Linked DNA regions of Homo sapiens: regions 1 and 3 are each linked to region 2. Evidence: chromatin contacts called from ENCODE Hi-C or POLR2A ChIA-PET data. All regions are on one chromosome and are shown on one strand. Each heading gives the region's core, a stretch centred on a gene start or an enhancer-like site at or near the end of the contact. The rest is flanking DNA. Distances are from core to core; before and after follow the strand shown. Region 1 overlaps NOS1AP (nitric oxide synthase 1 adaptor protein). Region 2 holds the start of ATF6-DT (ATF6 divergent transcript). Region 3 overlaps UHMK1 (U2AF homology motif kinase 1).

Region 1 (3,694 bases), core at 513-3,012, 510 kb before region 2:
ACAGTTAGGAGTAATGATTGGGGGGATGGTCGTGAGATGAATTTCTGTTCTGTGGGCTACCCAGCTTCCTTAACTTCTGGCTCTTATGCCTATGGAACCAGAATCTTGGGGGCAGGGTTCCTGAGAACCATGGCAGTTTCTAATACTGATGTGTCTTGTATTGTTGATTTATATAAAATCTCAGAAATGCCAGCATGACCAACACCAAAGTTTGAAATGAATCTAAATTCCAGAATATCTATGAGGAGTCTTGGAAACACTGGGTAGAGACATTTATTTCCCATCTACCTACCTCAATCCCAGCATGACTTATTTTTGCAATAGATATATTATTGAAAATTGGGTATAAATAAAATCTCTGCAATCTCCAAAATACTCAAAAGGAACCACAGAAGCTACTTTTTAAAGAAATATTCATTGTCATTATATAGAAATGAAGTATCATCCTACTTTGTAGACCAAGGAGATCTAAAACTCAAGTTCTAAATCCCATTTGGAATACTTGATAAAAAGGCAGAATCACAGGCCCAGGCTTTAGAAATGTTTATTCAGCAGATCAGAAGTACGGCCAAAAGTTGGCGTTTTTTAAAATGCACATGGTAATGTAGACCATGCTATTCAGAAACACTACTTTGGGCCACAAAAGCAAGGATTATTATACATTTTTATTTGCATTAAGAATTGCCATAAACTAATCAATGTGTCTTAATCATATATGTACTATTTTTTAAGTATAGCTATTCTTGTAACAAGATAGATTCTTATGAAAGTGCTATTGCTAGTTGTTGTCATCCATTTTCTAAATCAAAAGCTAATAAAATAAAAAGTATTACTTTGGGAGGAAATTCCACAGAGTGCTAAGCATTAGGTATTCATACTTTACCTTTCATACATTTTTTACATCTGAAATATTTCTTTATTATTTATTTAAATAGAAACAGAGTTTTGCTATGCTGCCCAGGCTGATCTCAAACTCCTGGACTCAAGCAATCCTCCCACCTCGGCCTCCCAAAGTGTTAGGATTACAGACATTAGCCACTGCACCCAGCCTGAAATAGTTCATTAAAAAATTTATAGAGGAAACTTTGTATTTGAAATGTTTGAGGCCACCAGGGTTGACCAAGCTTTTCATCTTATAGATGAAGAAACCAGTGCCCAGGGATGATAAGAGACTTCCCAGGTTCATTAGCAGAAAACCCATATCTGGAACCTACATCTCCTGACTCTTGGCTCTGTGCTTGTTATGTTCCCCAACACTTGTGTCTTTTAGTAGCTCAGAATCATGGCTCCAGGAAATAAAATTCATTCATTCATTCCTCCATTCATTCAATACATGGTTAATGAGCTGTCTCATGAGCACACAAACCCCATTTTATAACAGAAAGCAAGAAGAGAAATAAGAACATATTGGAAATTAACTTCACAGGACCAGGAACATTCCACACCCAGGGACACATGTCAATAACGTGGGAAGGGTATGAAATACCAGTGAGGACAGAAAAACATGGTAAAGAGACCTTCTGAACTTAAGGAGGGCTTTGGGGCAGGAAATATTCAAGCTCGTTGCTGTTTGGAACGTTGAGAAGGTGGAAGAGCGGTTCATGCACACACAGATGTTCTGTGAGGAGGCTGCATTTCCACAGTGTCAGGAGACCAGCATGATGGCATAGGGCAAGTCAAACAGGCCCTGGCATGGAAGGCAGCGGCAGCCTCAAGTGCAAGCAATCTCGGACTGTGTACTCAGGGGAGCTCCAAGTGGCGGTTGCTCCCTGTAGAGAGGAGACGAGATAGCCCCGGGAATACAGCCATCACTTTTCTCTGACCAGGAGCATGCTGACAGGTCACGGGTAGCTGAACAACAACCTAAATGATTAAGGGGCCTGAAGGGCTGATTTATGAAGCAAGATGAGTACCAGTACTAACAATCATCTGCTGCTTTCAGCTGCTTTCTTCTCTATATCTCTCACAGCATGTTAAAAACAAGTATTAGAATCTTCTCTTCTTTAAGTAAAAAAAGAGACAGAGGTGGATGGCAAGATAAAAATACAACAGTATAAACCCTACTCCGGTCAATTCTATCATTCTCCACTAATATCTAGCCTAGACTGTCCTCTAAACTCCTCTAAATGGTTAATATATGATGTAAGTAGGAAGACTAGAGACATTAAACAACGTTCCTGGCAGAAAGCAAAGGTACTTATTTAAGGTGATGAATGTCCCAGTCACCCTGATTTGATCGTTACAATCTATATGAATGTATCAAATTATCACATGTACCCCAAAATATACACATCCATTATGCAGCAATAAATAGTCTTGCAGAGGAGTGGGGCAGAGATAACACTGTTACCACAGTATGATTCATATCTACACACACACACACACACACACACACACACACACACACACACACACACGTAGAAGGAGTAAACGTTTCCTAGTATTTAGAAGAGTCATGAATCAAGGATTTACGGTTTTCTGCCTCAGACCAAAAGTGGGTATGAGACAAATGATGAATCCTTTTGTCTTTCTAGGGCTCAATTTACCTCTCTTGAAAAGAAGGTAATCAATCATGTTTAATAAACCTCCCAGCACCTCTCACTATCTGCCACACACATCCCACACTTACCTTGTGAAGTTAGGTTAAACAATTTGCATGAAGTATTATGAAGTCAAAGAAGCTACACTGAATAGTAATGCTATTTCACAGCAAGTATTCACATTCTTAGCTACGTGACCTTGAGCAAGCCACCTACCCTACAGAAGGGTATAATTCTTCCCTTCTGTGAAGCCAGGGTATTGGGTTAGATTACACCTTCCCAGCTCTAAACATGACTCAATGTGATATGAACCTTCATAGCTCTTGTAGGAAGAGTTAGATGGGCAGGCACACTTGAGGAAGGTGGGGCAAATGTATACCAACATAGAAATGAAGGCATTTGGTGAGGCCAGGTCAATCCCAGAAGCAAGGGAAGAGGATGGAAGGCAGAAAGGATGCAGACAGATGGGGAAAGTTCTAAAATGGAAAAGAAGTTACTATAGTTTTGCATAGAAAGTAGGAGGGTGCTTAAGGGTTTTAAAAAGAGTGAAAAATAGAGGTGCAAATCCTGAACATAATCTTGGCAACAGCACTAAGGAATCAGGAAGAAGAGACACTGTAAATGAGAAATCTAGGAAAGACTAGAGACATGTATCAAGCACTGCATAGTAAGAATAAAGAAAATATCTGGATGAAATCACTATATAGACTGAGAAGCAGAATAAGGAAGTGGTCCCTAAATCCCTTGCCTGGAAAAGGTAGCAATGTTTTCACCAATGCCAGCACAGGTGAACACAAGAATGTGTTATACATTGAAAAAGTCTATCTTGCACTGGAGAATCAGGTAATAGGAGCTAGACAGGATGTGGGGGTCACACAGCCATTCATGTGGGACTGCTTTTCCTATGCTCTCCCAAGTCTTCTACCCGTTGAATTTCCCCATAGTACGCTTAGGGTGAGCTTAGACTTTCTAACATGATGAGCAAGAGATAAGGGTAAATTTGGAAAACCTGTGCTTGCATTCATCCATTAGGATAATACAAGTTCCAGATGTAAGGTGGCTGGGAAGAGAGAAACTACAGTAGGCAGAACTGATGGCCCCAGTGAATATTCGTGGTATAATGAAAGGTATGATGAAGAAGGTAATTCTTGAGA
Region 2 (3,881 bases), core at 1,171-3,670:
CAACAACAACAAAATCAAGTAAATCAGTGAAGTACTTGAACATCCAAAACAGCAACTGTCACAGAACGAAACACTATCAGACAGTAGTGTTTCACTCTATTGCCAACAAAATCTATCCTACTTACTGAACACCTAAGGAATTAAATTAAAGTCTTCAAAGAAGAGAAGACTGTTAACAGTTTGAAAAGGGAAACCTGGAAAACAATGGAAATGGGCACATTCAGGGAGGGACAGGGCAGGATACCCGATAGAAGTGAGTCGGTGAACTGACTACAAAGAACTGAATGCTCTGTTAGAGAACATTAAGTCAAGTGATCAGATAAGTCTGGAAAATGCAGCCTGGGTATCAGAAGACGACATAAAATTATGCTACCAGGAAGTGTCCCACAGTTATACTTTAAGAAATGTCACTGGCCGGGCACAGTGGCTCACACCCGTAATCCCAGCACTTTGGGAGGCCGAGGTGGGCGGATCACCTGAGGTCCAGAGCTCCAGACCAGCCTAACCAACATGGAGAAACCTCGTCTCTACTAAAAATACAAAATTAGCCGGGCGTGGTGGTGCATGCCTGTAATCCCAGCTACTCGGGAGGCTGAGGCAGGAGAATCGCTCAAACCCGAGTGGCGGAGGTTGCGGTGAGCCAAGATTGCGCCATTACACTCTAGCCTGGGCAACAAAAGCGAAACTCCATCTCAAAAAAAGAGGTAAAGAAAAGAAATGTCATGAAAATATAATAGCTGACTAGCTGACAAAATAAATCATAACTACCCAATATATTCAAGTAGTCTTATTAATAACCAGGGATCTTAGGAAGAATAAAATCTGTAGACATGAGTTAGGAAAGCATTATAGAATAGATGCTAGGGGTACAGACTTTGGAGGTAGAAAAACCTGGTCTGATCCTTCTTCTGCCACTAACTAGCTCTAAGAATCTGAGCACAAATTCTGTTAGCCTCAGTTTCCTCATCTCTAAAATAAACAGTACCTCATTGGACTGTTGGTAGGATTAAACAAAATACTTCATGTCAAGAGTTTAACAGGGTCCCTGACACAAAGAGCTAAATAAATGGTTACTGTCACTAATGCATTTGGCTTGGGAAAATGGGAATAAAAAATCTTAAGTTTTCCAGCAACTCTTAAAAAATCTACCCAAGGATTAAAATAAATCTCCAATAGAATATAGTTTTAGAGAACATCTGTCCTTGAAACAATTAAATGACTTTGTTCAATAAAAAGTTGAGATTCCTTCCACTCCTGCTATTGAGAATGCTGATCCAAGGGAGAAAGATAAACTGGGTTCCCCCCAGTTCCAAGGCTGATGAGTGGTGTAGGCTCACTAGCGGGCCCATTTGGGAACCTACACAATCCCAAATTCATATTGGAACCTAAGAACAATATTACTATTATATCTTGCAATCAAGAGGAGAATAAAAGTCTCCTCTAAATACTTAGATAACAAAGTTTCTTCATTCTCATTTCCACTTCATCCCATTCCACCCTTCCTGACCACCAAAACCAAACAAAATATCCATTAACAAGAAAATTAAGAGCTGTATCTGGAGAGCAGTCAGGATTACACCATAAGTATTAGGTGTAGCTAAGCAGGGACCCGAGGTCAGGTGCTTGGGTGTTTTGCTTTTCTGCCAAGACGGACATCAGGCTTAAACCAATAGTAAAAGCTGTAAGATTAGAATTTCTTGTATATAACCACATTCTCTCATATACACCAAACACACAAAAACCCACTCCATTGTGCTCACCGCCCACATTTCACACTCAGGAAATAGCTTGTAGCCTTTTTGGCGGTCCCAGCCATTTTGCTCTAAACCTCCTAAAGACGTCCAGTGTTAGCCACACAAAAAGATCACCCGGTACTTCCCCAGTGGGAATAGTGAAAAACGACAGTTAACTCCAGTTAGACAATATTCTACTCTCCCTGTGGCCAGGACAGAAGCCGAACGATACTCCCAGACTCTTCCAGGGGCACGAACAGGAGTGACGAGGGGCCTCACTCCCCAGGCAGGGTTGGTCCACACCTGTCACCACGAGTGGGCGGAAGTAGGGAGGAAGAAACCTTTAGACGCGAACCCGAGCCACCCTGGTACATTCTCAGATCCCACTCACCCCAATCTTCATCCAGCCTGTGAAAGAGTCCCGGGCTAAAAGGTGACTCCATGGTGCCGGCAACCCCAGCCGGCTCCCCCATTTCACAAGTTCCTTCTCCCTGGAACTCCGTGATTAATATCTGGGACGGCGGCGGCAGGCGGACAAAATACTCCGTAACGCTGACGAGACGGTGGCCTAGTAAAGACAAACTACTTTTGCCGCACGAGGGATTTGTACGACACAGGAAAACGTCAGAGACTAAGCAAATTTGAATAGACCTCTGAGTAAATATTTCCCTTTTGGAGTTTTCAGGACTTTCTGTCCCGCTGTTTTATGGGGAAGGCGGGGGAAGACACGCAGACATCAATTCGACTAAACAAAGTTTATCAATAATATTAAAAATAAAAAGTAAAGCCCCTTTCTGAACATTATGGCTTATTCCTTGATTATCCTTCTTAATGCCACAGCGTGGCTATCTCAGAACAAAATTAGAGACTAACAGTAAATTTACTTTAATTTTTACGAATAATTCTCTATCAATGTAAAAATTTTTCATATACGCGTGTATGAAAGAAAAACACTACTATTTTTCCACATTCGTGAAAACTGCTTAACTGGGACAGTAACCGAGGTAAGTGGTACTATAAAACATACTTCTAGAAAGACTACTTTTATTTAAATAAATTGAAACAAAGCAAATATAAAAAGATAAACCCCCCAAATTTATCTCCTAAAGATAAATTTCTAAAGCATAGTATTTAGTCAAAGTCCAAGCGAGTCTACCCTAAGACCTACAGTAATCGAAGTTCCCAATATTTGTATTACTAAAGATTCGGGTTTTATTTAAAGGAAAATCACATACATCACGAACTCCAACTGAAAATATGAACTGAGTTTGATAAAGCAGTTTCAAGAACGCTACTTAAGAGAATTTCTTTTTCATCCATTTTAAATTTCAGCGGCCAGTGAATATTTAAAATACTGTAACCGACGAATACGTATGCTTCTAGGACCACGTGGAATCTTTCCCATGGTAGGTAAGCAAAACAAATGTGCTTCCCAGAACCCTCCAAACTGCTCGTGGGTATATTACTACAGATTACATAATGCAGCAGCGTTCCGGGACGCAAGCCCAGAAAAAGATAATTAAATCCCCTTACGTCAGATGTAACTACTTTTGTCATTAGAAAACTAATAAATTTTCACTTAAGGTGAAATTTATAACACTTTAATTCTCACCCAATTACAAATTCAAAAATTGACATAAAAAACTAAAATAAGGCCGGGCGCGGTGGCTCACGCCTGTAATCCCAGCACTTTGGGAGGCCGAGGCGGGCGGATCACGAGGTCAGGAGTTCGAGACCAGCCTGGCCAACATAGTGAAACCCTGTCTCCACTAAAAATACAAAAAGTTAGCCAGGCGTGGTGGCGGGCAAGTAGCTGTAATCCCAGCTACTCGGGAGGCTGAGGCAGGAGAATCGCATGAACGCGGGAGGCAGAGGTTGCAGCGAGCGGAGATCGCACCACTGCACACCAGCCTGGTCGACATTGCGAGACTGCGTCTCAAAAAAAAAAAAAAAAAAAAAACCTAAAATAAAATAAAATCATCGAGTCTTCTGTATCCCACTAGACACCTTAGTCTTTTAAGAAAATCACCATGACAAATCGCCAATTTTTTTAATTTCCAAAAGATTTTATTTTTATTCAAAAAGTGCAAGTAATTATGAAACAAACATTTGTGACCTATCACCAAGAATTTAAAAATTTAACATTTT
Region 3 (3,967 bases), core at 1,380-3,879, 760 kb before region 2:
ACTACAAGTCACAATAAAACACCTCACGTTTTTAAAGTGAAAATTTGCTTAGCCAAGTTCAATATACTCATGCTAAGGAAGAACTCAAGGATTTTGGTTGTTCAGATACACAATTTTATGCAACAGAAGGAAATGAAAAATCCTAATTCCTTCAATTTAGGACTAAAAACTGTTCCACAAAAATAATCTGCTATATATACATATATATGTATATATAGAGAGAGAGAAAGAGAGAGAGAGAGAGTCTCTGTCACCCAGGTTGGAGTACAGTGGCGCAATCTTGGCTCACTGCAACCTCCGCCTCCCAGGTTTAAGCGATTCTCGTGCATCAGCCTCCCAAGTAGCTGGGATTACAGGTGTATGCCACCACGCCCAGCTAATTTTTGTATTTTTTTTGTAGAGACGGGGTTTCATTGTCTTGGCCAGGCTGGTCTTGAACTCTTGACCTCAAGGAATCCACCCACCTTGGCCTCCCAAAATGCTGGGATTACAGGTGTGAGCCACCGTGACTGGGCATAATCTGCTATATTTTTAAAATCCAAAGTCTACCTTTCTAAATTTCTAAGTTATTTGATTAAATTGCCAATTTTGTTATTTGTACATCAATAGATTATAATGATTTCCTTTTGCTATAGAGTTAACTAAAATAGAAACTACTGGCCAGGTGCAGTGGCTCACACCTGTAATCCCAGCACTTTGGGAGGTAGAGGCGGGCAGATCACCTGAGGTCAGGAGTTCAAGACCAGCCTGACCAACATGAAGGAACCCCGTCTCTACTAGAAATACAAAATTAGCCAGGCGTGGTGGTGCATGCCTGTAATCCCAGCTACTAGGGAGGCTGAGGCAGGAGAATTGCTTGAACCTGGGAGGCGGAGGTTGCAGTGAGCCGAGATGGCGCCATTGCACTCCAGCCTGGGCAACAAGAGCAAAACTGTCTCAAAAATAAATAAATAAATAAATAAAATAAACTACTAAACTGCCATTCTTTGAAATATTGGAGTCATCCATATCCAACTGGATGCCAGATTCTATGAATTCATTTTCAACTCCACAAACATTTATTGAGCAATTACTATAGCTCAGGCATGGGGCTAGGTGCTAGGAATACAGATCTGAATATGATGATCCACTACTGATAAGGAGTACACTTGGGGCAAAACAAAATGGTAAATCTAGTCATATAGGAAATGCATACATACAAAGTAAAGACTTGGTACAGAATTACTAACAATTTGACAGGGAAGAGCACAGGGAAGATAACTAGAGAAAGTAACAACTGAGCTGTTTTAAGATCAATATGATTTTATCACACAGATAACTGGGCATGGGTAGGCAGGGAATTGAATGCAACTTTGTTTTATTTATTGTTTTTCTTTTTTTTTAGACGGAGCCTGGCTCTGTCGCCCAGGCTGGAGTGCAGTGGTGCAATCTCGGCTCACTGCAACCACTGCCTCCTAGATTCAAGCAATTCTCATGCCTAAGCCTCCCGAGTAGTTGGGATTACAGGCGCGTGCCACCATGCCTGGCTAATTTTTTTCTGTTTTATTTTTGAGACATGGTCTCACTCTGTCATCTGGGCTGGAGCGCAGTTGGTGTCATCACAGCTCACTGCAGCCTTGACCTCCCGGGCGCAGGTGATCCTCCCACCTCAGCCTCCCAGGTAGCTGGGACTACAGGTGTATGCCACCATGCCAGGCTAATTTTTCTATTTTTTGTATAGACAGGGTTTCACCATGTTTCCCAGGTTGGTCTCCAACTCCTGGCTCAAGAGATCCACCCACCTCAGCCTCACAAAATGTTGGGATTACAGGCGTGTGCCACTGTGCCTGGCCTGAATGGCATTTTAATAAGAGGATCAGAAGAGGAAAAAGGATGGACTTTGCAGAAATACAGGTAGGTGCAGCTGCAGCATGAAATATAAATAGGGAAAGAGATAGGAGGCATGATTGACAGGTGGAGCCAGATTGTAAAAAGTCTTATATGCCAATTCAAGAGAATTAGACATAATTTTGAAGGCAAATGGGCAGAATAGGAAATAAAATGAAGAATTTTATACATGAGTAGCATGATCAGGCTTCTTTTTAAAAATGAAAACTGTTAGCAGTATTAAGAGACAAGAGGGCAGGAGACAGGGATCTTCTAAGAAACTCTAGTAAAAGATCAAGGACTAAACCCAGTAGTATCTGAGGAAATGAAAAAGGGAAGCTGGATCTGGAAGGAATTACTGGGTTGACTAGCACGCAACCTAGCACACTGGTGACTCTGAAGTTAGATATTCATTTGTCCACTGTGTAAACCCTAGGAAGTAAGCTAAACAATCCATTTCCTTAACCATAAAATGAAGTGAACATTAATATCTTCCTAATAGGCTTCTTGGGAGGATTAACCAAAAAGCATTTAGCACGTTTGGTGCAAAATAACGCTCAGTTAGTCACTATTCTACTATCAGGGAGATGAAGAGATTGAGCTACTCCTAAGTAGCCCTTGAATAAAGGCCTGCTTCTGCTTTTCAATCCTAACCAATGCCCGTTGTTTAGATGAGTGGTTCTAAAAGTGCAGTCTCCACCCTAGCAGCAGCAACAGCCCCACCTGAGAACTTGTTAGAAATGCAAATTCTCGAATCCCACAAAGAACTAGTCAGAAACTCTAGGGGCGGGGCCCAGCAGTCGGTAGCCTAACAGGCCCTCCCAGGTGATTCTGTTATATGCTGAAGGATGAGAATTACTGGTTTAAATATTCTTAACTCCAGTCTAAGTTATTAAAACAGTCTCTTAGGGTGTCCCTTCTAACAACATTTTCCTGTTGAATTTATCTTCCAGATCTGTCACTGACTTCCCAAAACAACATGCCAATGCCACTCCCAGACAGACCAGTATATAAATACCACCTCTCAGTTTTATGAAATGTCGGGCAAGTCTCTTTATTTGGGTTAATTGGGTCTCTGTTGTCTCAGTTAATTGGGTCTCAGGTTATTTGGGTTTCAGTTCCCATGTGGAAAAAGGGAACATTAAACATGATATAAACTAAAATGGTACCCATCACCTAGTTGATGCTTCATGATTTGTGGCTGTTTTATTACTATTGCACCTATTATCTCATTTGGTCCTCACAACATAAAAATACAGCTATTATCAAAGCAGAATCACTGGATTAAAGATATCCAAGTTGATAAAACAGCCAAGATTAGAACACAAATTTCCTGACTCTGAACTCTGGTTCTTTTCATTAGACCTGGCTGTTTCTATAATATCAAGAACACTTTTCCAAAATAAAAAATTACATATCAGTATTACCAATATGATGCAAGATTTCCAAAAATGAAAAATCATATTCTTTAGAAATGGGTGGTTAAAGCTACATGGAAATTTTTATTGGCAGCTTTTAGTTAAAATTAAATCAGAAAATAAATATATTTACCTGTTATCTGAATATTTATACTAAGTATAGAAAAAGTTGAAATTAAAAAGCAACTCCTTTATTTTTAAGCTTTTATTTTATCACTCTTATCAAACACACATCAGAAAGCATTATCAACAGTGCATCTTATGGTAAGTCAGTTTACAACAAAACTGAACAAGGCAATTGTGTTTACAGAAAAAGTCTTCAGCAAAAAAGTATGCAATACAGTCAACTGAAACGCATTGTTCACACTTTTTAGGAATATAGGAAAGTGGAAAATAAAAGTTCTTTGCTATTCAGCAGGAAAGAGTTTAAAAGACTTGAATGGAAATCAGAAATTTAGGGATTTGAGAAAATAACTTTTTGGTACTGACACACATCTACATACATAGTCCCACTTAGTTTTTGTTTTTTCTTTAAAAAAAAAACAAAAGCTCACAAACAATAAGACATCACAAATAATACAGCAGAACCACAGTGCCAAGAAATGCCAAGACCAATATGCTACTGAAACAACTGGTAGAAATGTTACAGACAACTATTCACTATGTATTGTAATATTCTTGTA

The links. A loop is a pair of places that touch in the nucleus more often than their neighbours do. ChIA-PET counts read pairs that join two places held with the same protein, here RNA polymerase II (POLR2A). Pooled maps may share reads with other maps.
Region 1: a loop to region 2 is called in a map of mammary epithelial cell, with 2.8 times the contacts of the local background. The contact joins the enhancer-like site here to the promoter of ATF6-DT in region 2. A Hi-C loop is called at or near these places in 2 of 168 maps with a recorded cell type or tissue (A673 and mammary epithelial cell) and 7 of 50 pooled maps. POLR2A ChIA-PET finds 5 or more read pairs at or near these places in 1 of 52 experiments (Panc1).
Region 3: a loop to region 2 is called in a map of IMR-90, with 3 times the contacts of the local background. The contact joins the enhancer-like site here to the promoter of ATF6-DT in region 2. A Hi-C loop is called at or near these places in 1 of 168 maps with a recorded cell type or tissue (IMR-90). POLR2A ChIA-PET finds 5 or more read pairs at or near these places in 3 of 52 experiments (A673, MCF 10A and activated T-cell).

What each region holds. Positions count from the first base shown.
Region 1 is chr1:162,277,388-162,281,081 of GRCh38, reverse strand. The region is part of intron 2 of NOS1AP (nitric oxide synthase 1 adaptor protein); the gene reads right to left. Among named protein-coding and RNA genes, the nearest start is that of MIR556, 63 kb to the left of the region's middle. Within about 2 kb of position 1,762, at least 2 of the 41 ENCODE cell types and tissues checked have a DNase peak (open chromatin) inside an H3K27ac peak, as active enhancers do.
Region 2 is chr1:161,764,686-161,768,566 of GRCh38, reverse strand. ATF6-DT (ATF6 divergent transcript) reads left to right here and starts at 2,420. Exons shown (of 3, transcript NR_187280.1): 1 at 2,420-2,737; 2 at 3,066-3,143. ATF6 (activating transcription factor 6) reads right to left here and starts at 2,247. Exons shown (of 16, transcript NM_007348.4): 1 at 2,125-2,247. The coding sequence starts at 2,206. It overlaps LOC124904444 (a long non-coding RNA gene), which reads right to left and starts at 2,118. Exons shown (of 2, transcript XR_007066695.1): 1 at 1,761-2,118. RefSeq lists enhancers at 2,240-2,319, 2,350-2,429.
Region 3 is chr1:162,529,118-162,533,084 of GRCh38, reverse strand. UHMK1 (U2AF homology motif kinase 1) reads right to left here. Exons shown (of 8, transcript NM_175866.5): 8 at 3,454-3,967. Among named protein-coding and RNA genes, the nearest start is that of UAP1-DT, 30 kb to the left of the region's middle. Within about 2 kb of position 2,629, at least 3 of the 41 ENCODE cell types and tissues checked have a DNase peak (open chromatin) inside an H3K27ac peak, as active enhancers do.